Linked DNA regions of Homo sapiens: region 2 is linked to region 1. Evidence: chromatin contacts called from ENCODE Hi-C or POLR2A ChIA-PET data. All regions are on one chromosome and are shown on one strand. The core of a region is the stretch at or near the end of the contact, and the rest is flanking DNA. Distances in the headings are between cores, read along the strand shown. Region 1 overlaps PSMD1 (proteasome 26S subunit, non-ATPase 1). Region 2 overlaps PSMD1 (proteasome 26S subunit, non-ATPase 1).

Evidence for each region. Hi-C counts contacts between places; a loop is a spot of excess contacts on that map. ChIA-PET counts read pairs that join two places held with the same protein, here RNA polymerase II (POLR2A). Pooled maps may share reads with other maps.
Region 2: a loop to region 1 is called in a pooled map, with 9 times the contacts of the local background. The contact joins two enhancer-like sites. A Hi-C loop is called at or near these places in 2 of 50 pooled maps. POLR2A ChIA-PET finds 5 or more read pairs at or near these places in 2 of 52 experiments (HEK293 and activated naive CD4-positive, alpha-beta T cell).

The regions. Positions count from the first base shown.
Region 1 is chr2:231,066,334-231,071,062 of GRCh38, reverse strand. PSMD1 (proteasome 26S subunit, non-ATPase 1) reads right to left here. Exons shown (of 25, transcript NM_002807.4): 5 at 3,952-4,157; 6 at 895-1,038. Among named protein-coding and RNA genes, the nearest start is that of PSMD1, 12 kb to the right of the region's middle. Within about 2 kb of position 2,399, at least 3 of the 41 ENCODE cell types and tissues checked have a DNase peak (open chromatin) inside an H3K27ac peak, as active enhancers do.
Region 2 is chr2:231,159,591-231,164,755 of GRCh38, reverse strand. PSMD1 (proteasome 26S subunit, non-ATPase 1) reads right to left here. Exons shown (of 25, transcript NM_002807.4): 20 at 3,247-3,416; 21 at 1,029-1,121. Among named protein-coding and RNA genes, the nearest start is that of ARMC9, 36 kb to the left of the region's middle. Within about 2 kb of position 2,640, at least 5 of the 41 ENCODE cell types and tissues checked have a DNase peak (open chromatin) inside an H3K27ac peak, as active enhancers do.

The DNA.
Region 1 (4,729 bases), core at 1,150-3,649:
TGTAAAAAATCAAGTTAGAATAGTAAGTTGACTTTGGGTGATTTAAACATGGATATTTTTTCTTCTAGTATTTTGTTTCAAACTTGCTTTAAAAGGGATTGTAAAAAACAGTGTTTTAATCTAAATTTTCAAAGTCTAGAGGATTAAAATACACAGGAGCACATTTTAATGAAGAAACAATAAAATGTGCAATAAAATGCTATGCCCTGAGCAGAATACAAAAAATGTATACAACATAGCAATTGTTAAAAAGTAAACCCATGCACACCTCCAGTCAATAAAATACAATACAGTCATTAAAAGAATGCAGTAGATCCACATGTGTGAATAAGTAGGGAAAAACATCTATGTCTTACCTTTGGGAAAAAGCCCAAATGATGGGAAAGAGAAGCCTTACTTTTCATTTTATATATTTTCTGTACCATCTGAATTTTTTTTTATGTGCAAGCAAATTTATATATAGAAAGAGATAAAGAAAAGATACCCAAATGTTTTGGTGTGTATGGGTAATGAAACCATATATAATTTATACACTTTGAATTCTCTTTAGAATGATATAGTATAGCATAGGCACTGTTTTAATCTTCTAGCTTTTTAAAAAACCTTCGTTATTTCTAAAAATTTCCTTAAATTATTGGATTTTCAAAATGAAAAAAGAATACAAAGAAAGAATGTGTTACAACAAAATAGCTTTTTAGTGTTGTGAGATTTAGTTTCTTATTAATAAAAAGGAATATAAAGCACATACCTTATTTTCACAGGGCTGCTGTGAAGATCAGCTGAGATACATGTATAAAGCCATTATAGTAATATAAAGTAATAAAATGTGAAGTGGTATAGCATAGCACAGTACAGCGTGGAGCAATGTAATGAAACATAATTTAATGTCATTACCTGACAAACATTGATGAAATCAGGTTTCTCCAAGTTCATGTAGATTTTAACTAGAACTCTTAGTACTTTATTCCGAAACTGTTTATTCTGCATTAAAGACATGCAGAGCTTAAGGCTATAAGCTAACATTCCTGGGACATCATTCTGAAAGAGATAGTTTAAAGATATAACGTTATCTGGTTATTGCAGCATTATATTTATTTAGAAATTGAATTATTTTAATCTTGCTTCTTTAGCCAATCTAGGAAGCCAATTATTTAGACCTCTTAAGCAATACAAACTCAAGAATTTTAAACCATTTTAGATGAAAATCTTAAAAGAATTACATATTTCCACATCATCATAAAAAATGGATTAAAAATAATATTTAGTGGTACTCAGAATCACTATTACATGAACATAGTATACTATAATAAAGTGATGCTGTTAATTATTATAAAAGATATACAACTGTCCATACACTAAGTAGCTATGTTTTCCAAATGTGTCTGCTGAAGTCTTTCTGCTTCTTATCTTGCTACTAGACTCCCTCATGACTTACTGCCTACACTCACTTGCTGGCCAGGAAACACAACACAGCTCTCAGTGACTCAAGCATTGAGTACTGCCACATCTGTCTGGTGCTCTCCCTACAAGAAAACTTTGATCCAGGCTCTATGTGTTTACTTGGTGATTCTCAAAAGTATCCCCAATATTTGAGACTTCACCCTGTAAAAGGCCTTCAACATAAATTAGCACACTGAAAGCTACAGGAGTGTTTCTCAAAAAGTGAGTTGTGACTTTCCACTGCGTAATAAAATCAATTTAATGAAGTGTGACTAGCAAATTAAAAAAATAAAAAATACAATTTAAAAATAACAGAGTTATATCACAAGTAGTAAGAGTAGGTATTAGTTTCATAAAGCTTAAATTACATCTATATGTATATGTGCACTGGGATACAAAGAAAGATGCATTTGTTACTCTGCTTTTTTTTTTTTAAAACATTTTTCATTCTTTTACTTTATATATTTATTTGTTTGACTGCTTGTTCTCCTTCTAGATTCCCCAATGAAGTGTTTGCTTTGGGCAGGAACTTTGTTGGTCTTGTTTGCTACTATAGTAGGTGCTCCTTTATCTGAGAGGACTATGTTCCAGCACCCCCAGCAGATGCCTGAAACCACAAACAGTACCAAACTCTATATAAATTATGCACAAATTTCTGTTTTCTTCTTCACAATTTTATGGATGGAAGATTCATTCTTATGTACATCTCAGCGCAGCCTCAGCACAATTTTTTTTCTTTCCTTATTAAGTTGGGAATTTTCACTTTTTCAATTAAAGGAAGCAGTTTAAGGCTTCTCTTTAGCATATCTAAATTGCCAACATCACTATTTTTGTACTTTGAGGCCATTACTGAGTAGAATAAGGGTTATCTGAACACAAGCACTGTGATATTGCGACAGTCAATCTGATAAGCAAGGTGGCCACTAAAGTGACTAATAGGCAGTGTACACAGCATAGATCTACTAGGATGATTCACATCCCATGCGGGATGGAAAGAGATGGTGAGAGATTTCGTTGTGCTAGTCAGAATGGTGCACAATTTAAGACATGAATTGTTTATTTCCGGAATTTTCTATTTAATATTTTCAGTCTGTAGTTGACTGCAGGTAACTGAAACCACAGAGAGCAAAACCATGGATGAATGGGGACAATGCACATCTCCAATGCCTAGAACAGTATCTGGCAAACAGTAAGCACTGAAAAAATATTTGTTGAATAAATGAAAGCCAAAAATGTAATCTTACACACACGAAGACAAGGATGGGCTAAAACTGCACAAAAATGAAATTGAGAGGGAAACAAGGGCCATTATATCACATTAGGCCATTCATTCATTCACTCATTTAAACAAATCGTATTATCGACGCTAAACACTGTGTTAGGTTTTGGGGATACAGTGGTGAAAAAGGCACAAATACCTGTCCCGATATAGCTTATGATCTAGTGGGAAAGACAGCTATTAACTATCTACTAATACAATTATCAAGGGATAAACACCATGAAAAAATGTACAGGGCTCCATAAGATTAACAACAGAACTGGACCTAGTCTTTGCTTAGGGGCTGAGGAAGGCATGGGTATTGGGATCAAAGTTCTGCAAACAAGGGATAGTTGAGCTAAGTTTTGGATTGTGAGGAGAAATAAAGCAGGCAAAGAAAGGAATGGAGGGCAGGTGTGGTGGCTCATGCCTATAATCCCAGCACTTTGGGCGGCTGAGACGGGTGGATCACTTGAGGTCAGGAGTTTGAGACCAGCTTGGTCAACATGATGAAACCCCAACTCTACTAAAAATACAAAAATTAGCTGGGTGTGGTGGCACACGCCTGTAATCCCAGCTATTCAGGAAGCTGAGATGGGAGGATTGCTTGAACCCCGGAGGCAGAGGTTTCAGTGAGCCAAGATTGCGCCACCGCACTCCAGCCTGGTTGACAGAGCGAGACTCCATCTCAAAAAAAAAAGAAAGAAAAAAGAAATGTAAAAAATATTTTTGGAAGGGGGAACGAGGCAGGGTTCATCTAGATGAGAAGATACCAAAATGGCTAGTGTACAGAGAGCTAGCTCATGGAAAGAAATAGCTGGTGAGGCAAAGTAAGCCTGCAGATCAATGTCCATTTTACTCAGCTTTGTACCTTTCTGACCACTTCGGTTGGTGACTTAAATTGTCTTAATTATTGCAAACACCGCAAACCAGGAATCTAGCTGAGTAGTTTTAACCCTAATAAATGCATTAAAATATAGTTTATTGTCTTCTTAAAAAGGGCAGAGTAATTAATACAACTTCCCCATGCAAGACTTCAAAGGATTATGTGGTAAGATAAAAGCAGATATTTCATGAACACAAAACACAACCAAGGTTCATACATAAATATGAAAATAAAATATTTGGCAAAAGATCACCTGCTATTTCTAAACTAGATTTTCTTTTCACTGCCTATGAAAGTTTCAGTTTGAATAACTTGCTTTGCTGATTCCCTATCAACAATAATTTCTAAAATAACATCATCTACCTACCGACTCCAGTATGGTCTTTTCAAAGACGTCCAGTCTTCGTGTCTCCAGAGCAATGCCAATAGCCTGTTTATACTTGTGATCATCTAGACATCGCTGGAACATTTTATTTACGATGCCTTCCAATCTCTGGTCAATTGGTTTTTTTTCTCCTTCAGGCAAATCTGCATTTTCCACACATTGTTTGGTGTAGTGATCAATGCATTTTGCTGTTGAGGAAATAAAATAACTGATTATCTTGTAAATTGGGCTAAACTATCAGAAAGGGCAATGCCTATATTTATAATCATATATACTTATGGGATGACTATAAAGCAATAAGCAAATTTTGAAATGCTAGAACTTATGCATTTGAATACTGTTCTCCCATAATATTTACACCGGAGAACTACACATTAATTCCAATCCAGTTGACATTATTCAAAACATTTCTATCTGCCAGGTGTGGTAGTGCTCACCCACAGTCCCAGCTACTCGGCAGGCTGAGGCAGGAGGATCACATGAGCCCAGGAGTTCAACGCCAGCCTGAGCACCACAATGGGACCCTGTCTCTTATTTAATTTATTTTTAAAGTTTCTATCTTGTTACTCCATTTTGATCAAAATTTTATTACTCTACCCGATTAAGCTGCTTATTCAAAAGAACTGGCTACAAATAGCTGCTGCTTCACTTTCAAAAAACAAACATTTGCCATTACTGAAGATATTTTAAAAGGCCTATTATAGCAATTATCACATAGTAGTATATCGGACTTCTTTGCATTAATGAAACTATTAGCAAC
Region 2 (5,165 bases), core at 1,391-3,890, 93 kb before region 1:
ATGTCTTACAATGCTAATACACAGTGGGTGAGTGGTTAGCCTATATTATTCTCCTTCATGGGTCTTGCTGAAAACAAAGGTGAAAAGCTGGGCAATACTGGTGTAAAAGCTGACTTTGTTTCAGACCCAAAGGAGGGTCTGAAACATAGCTGATGAAACAAGATGCTGTCAAGGCTATTCCTTAACTGCTACCCTCAAATTTGGTTAATTATCCTTACTTATACACAAAATTTACAGCAAATAATCAACAACTGGCCAATATGAAAATTATGAGAGAAAGAGCCACTTTCCTATATATAAGGTATCAAAAAAAGTATAATTTTACTGAGTAAAACTTTATGGGCAAGTACAACTCTTTAATGTATTATTCTTTAATACAGGAGTGTCCTCATACACAGTTGGTAGGAGTATAAAGTGATTATGTCCATTTTGAAAGGCAAATTAGTTAATAACTATGAACATAATGTGCATTACTTTTGATCAAGTAACCTGACATCCAGGATTCTAACCTACAGATATACTCACACAGTGCACAAATACATGTGTATAAAGACTTTCAATTCCAGGCTCACTTGTGTAGGGCTAACAAATGAGAAATAACCTTAAATGAATATCAAAGAAAAAACTGGTAAAACAAACAGTACTACACATAGTAAAGGCATTGTTTTGCAGCTCTGGGAAAAAATGAGATCTGTATACATTGAAAGTTTTAAAAATAAAAAAAAATATAGTTAATGTGAAAACAAGATGCAGAAAAGTATGTAGAGAATAATTTTATTCGTGGTATAAAAAGTACTGACATGTGCAGAGAAAACCTTCAGAGGGATTCAGAAGTTGTGACTCCTGTGACATGAGACTTGGATGACCAAGAGACAAAAAGGACTTTCACTTCATATTCTTGTGTAATGTCAAATGTTAGCATAAGAAGTGTTACTTTTAAAACATAAAAGATAGTTAAAGAAAAAGTAAAATACTCAGTGGCTCCTATATTTAAGTACAAATGCTGCTAAAAGGAACAAAGAACCTACCTTTTCCTTTTCTTTTTCTTTTGGTACTTCCAGAGGGGCAGGATATGCAAATGTGGATGGTTTACAGTTCGATTTATACTGAACTTTCGGCATCTGAAGAAATTCCATTAAAATAACATTGGCTTTAAGTACTCTGTGCTCTCCACAGGCATACGGATACAAAAGGAGACCAAAGTTTTAATGCAGGCTGTATGTTCAACTATGTTATGACTCCTCTCTGAAAGCCATGTCTACTTTTACTGATTTAGTTTTTAGGTTCTTTACAGAATTACCTGCAGTTCTCTATACTTTTCTTAATCTCTGTGCCTTTGAATGGGCATCCCTTTATCTTTATGAACAAACCAACCTGCTTCAATGGGTAAGTCCTATTCATGGTGTGAGCATCAGATCAACTGTTCTCTCCTTTGTAAAGCATTTGATGGTCTATCCTGCATACAAACTGCCATTTCCCTTCTTTGTACCAGACTAGTAACTTACACTAGCCTGAATACAATTTCCACACCATATATAATCATGCCTTGTAAGAGTGTAACATGAGCCTAATAGAAAGTCAGCTTCACATTACCTAGTGACCAGTTTTAAAGTTCTTTGGTCTCAATTTTTCCTTTCTTTCTTTTTTTTTTTTTTGAGACGGAGTTTTGCTCTGTTGCCCAGGCTCTGGAGTGCAGTGGCGCAAACTCAGCTCACTGCAAGCTCTGCCTCCCGGGTTCAGGCCATTCTCCTGCCTCAGCCTCCCGAGTAGCTGGGACTACAGGTGCCCGCCACCATGCCCGGCTAATTTTTTTTGTATTTTTAGTAGAGACGGGGTTTCACTGTGTTAGCCAGGATGGTCTCAATCTCCTGACCTCGTGATCCACCCGCCTCGGCTTCCTTTCTTTCTTTCTTTCTTTTTTTTTTTTTTGAGACAGAGTTTCACCCTGTTGCTCAGACTGGAGTGCAGTGGTGCAATCTCAGCTCACTGCAACCTCTGACTCCTGGGTTCAAGCGATTCTCCTGCCTCAGCCTCCCAAGCAGCTGGGACTACAGATGTGCACAACCACACCCGGCCTGAATTTTTCTCTATTTACCCAATCTGCATTGATGGAGGATGATAATAAATACCACCATAAGGACAAAGAACCTTATCTTCTCCATCCCATTTTCATCACAAAGAGTAAAAACAGCAGTCATAAAATTGTTTGGCAGAGAATAAAATAGGTTATACAGGATGTTTAATTACAATGTTAAAAGTTGGGGATTGGGAAACCAAGGGATTCTTGTTCTGACAATAAAGCTGCTCAATATTTACAAATGTGAGCAGTTTTAATACCGAAACACTTAACGAAGGATAACTGGCTGTACAGCTATACTGAAAAATCAATACAAAGAAATATTCTATTTTTACCAGTCAGTTTTAAGCCTAAAACTTTTCCACTCTGAAAATTTAGTAGAACATTTCAACAGTGATGACCAGATGTAAGAGTTATTTAAAGGTCAAAAAGCCTTTTGACTTTTAAAGAACAAGAAGATGAATCATCAAGTCACAGGACTAAGAAAGACCTAAACACAAACTCCATTAAAAAAATATGACCACAAATGTGATGACAGGGCACGCAGTGCCTTAAATTTCTGACTTAAGTCAGCAGTTACATTCCATCAGATTCCCTAGCTCCTCACAGTTGGTCTTGTTTCCTGCTTCTACCAAAGGGTCATCCTCCTATTTTGCTTTTTCCCTTTAGTAATAATTCTTTCTTCCATCAACCACTCGAGTATCAGATAACTCTGGAAGATTTAGTTTAGGTTTGCATTCTTCCTTGCCCAGACTACTGCAATAGCATTGTAATGAGTTTCCACTGATACCAGAAAGATCTTTCTAAATGGAAATCTCATGTTCATTTATCATTTGAAATCCTTCGACAGTTCCCAGGCTTTAGTATTAAATAAAATTCATCAGAGTGGTATATAAAGCCTCTTCGTATGTTTATATTTAGCCCCCTCTCTCACCATTCTTTCTCAACTAATTACTTGAAGTTACACAGCTAGTAAGGAGATATGCTTTTCAAAACTTTCAATGACACACTCCATTCAAAAAGGTGACGATTCAACTTGAAGGGAAAATGTTATTATAAGATGTTAACTCATCTTTAAAATTTAATGGAAATCCTTGCAAGTGGGCGGTAAATATGAATAAGATACGGTGAACAGGAAATACTACAAAGCTGAGGTCTCACAGACATACCTTTAAGTCCTTGTTAAGGCCAATGACACAGGTAGGGGTATAAGCCAATGACAGGAAGTGTGAAAGAGGAAACCAGAACCAAAACTGGGTAAATACAAGGACGCCAACCACAGAAGGCATATGAGTATGCCCAGTCCTGGACTGCAAGGAGATTGTGACATTATGACCACCTGTAGAAAAAGAGAGAAACCATGAACAATAATAGTATTGTCCTATTATTATAGTAGGACAATAATAACGATATCTTTCTTTCTTTCTTTTTTTTTTTTTTAAAGAGATAGGGTCTCACTGTTACCCAAGCTCGGGTGACAGAGTGAAACACTGCACCCAAGTGCAGCAGCACGATCATGGCTCACTGCAGCCTCGACCTCCTGGCCTTAAGGGATCCTCCTCTTTTAGCCTCCCGAGTAGCTAGGACTACATGTGCGGGCCGCCACACCTGGCTGATTTTTAAATTTTTTGTAGAGACGAGGGTCTCACTATGTTGCCCAGGCTAGTCTCAAACTCCTAGCCTCATATGATCCTCCCGACTCAGCCTCCCAAAGTCTTGGGATTACAAGCATGTGAGGCACTACACCCAGGCAATAATAAAGATTTGTAAGTGCTGCAGTAGGGAAACATCTGGTGATGATTTTAAAAGCACAATTCATATGTGCAGTCTAATATGCAGTCCTTGGAATTAGTGAGTTATCCAGGCTCTCCAAAATTGGAAGTGTACTTTTAACTGGATTTAGCACACATCTAGACTTACTTTCTCTATAGGCAGGCGTTTTTCAAAAACTAGGCCTGAAGGGTATCAAAACTGTGATGCTAAATTAAGTATTAATCTGCATTATATATTGGCTTTTCATGTGTTAATAAAAAGCAAAGTTTTAGTATATACTTTTTGCACACCATAGCAGAGGCAAGCATAGATAGTTTGCTTAGTTTTACTCTTTCCGCTTCAATCATATGCAAATACATATTTATAATATACTTACACATTTATAAAAATTTATATAAAACAGTAAAGAATATGTTCTGACTCTTGGTCTTTTAGGTGCTAAGCAGCATAAACATTATTAGAATTTTGAGAAATATCCCTTACAAATTATGAAGATTTATATGCAGCTATATAAAAATCTACGAAAGCATTGAGCATTACCCTACGAATTATTAAGCCACTTAAATTGGTGGGAGGAGCTCTGACATTAACTAGCCCTGTAACCATGGACAAAACACTTTATTTCTAATTCCTTTTCTCCCATTAGCAAAATGAGGGGTTGAATTTGAACACTTGAACGAGAGCACTACCACTTACAAAAGAAAACTTAACCTCTAACCCTAACTGAAATTTTTCTAAGGAAACACAATATGTAAAGGAATGAAATCAGAGCTGCTTCTGTTTAATCAGAAGTTTGGACTGCTGGGAGAATATATGGCCTGGAACCAGGGGTCCCCAAATCCTGGGGCTGCAGACCTGTCCATGGCCTGTTAGGAACCTGGCTGCAGAGCAGGAGGTGAGCGGAGGGCAAGTGAGCATTACCACCTGAGCTCTGCCTCCTGTCAAATCAGCTGTGGCATTAGATTCTCATAGGAATGTGAACCTTATTGTGAACCGCGCACGCGAGGGATCTAGGCTGAACGTTCCTTATGAGAATCTAATGCCTACTGAACTGAGGTGGAAAAGTTTCATCCTGAAACCACCCCACCCCCGTCGTAGAAAAAAAAATTGTCTTCCATGAAACCTGTCCCTGGTGTCAAAAAGGTTGTGGACTGCTGCCCTAGACTATTCCTCTAGAGTGCAGATAAAGTTTGAAAGCCAGTGAACTAGAGCTAAGATCCAAGCCATCAGTTGGGGAGAGCTGGTGAGCCCTTGTAAGGCTGAGATTCTAGGAGGCTATGAGGGATTACCAACTCAAATGCCTTTAGGAACAAGT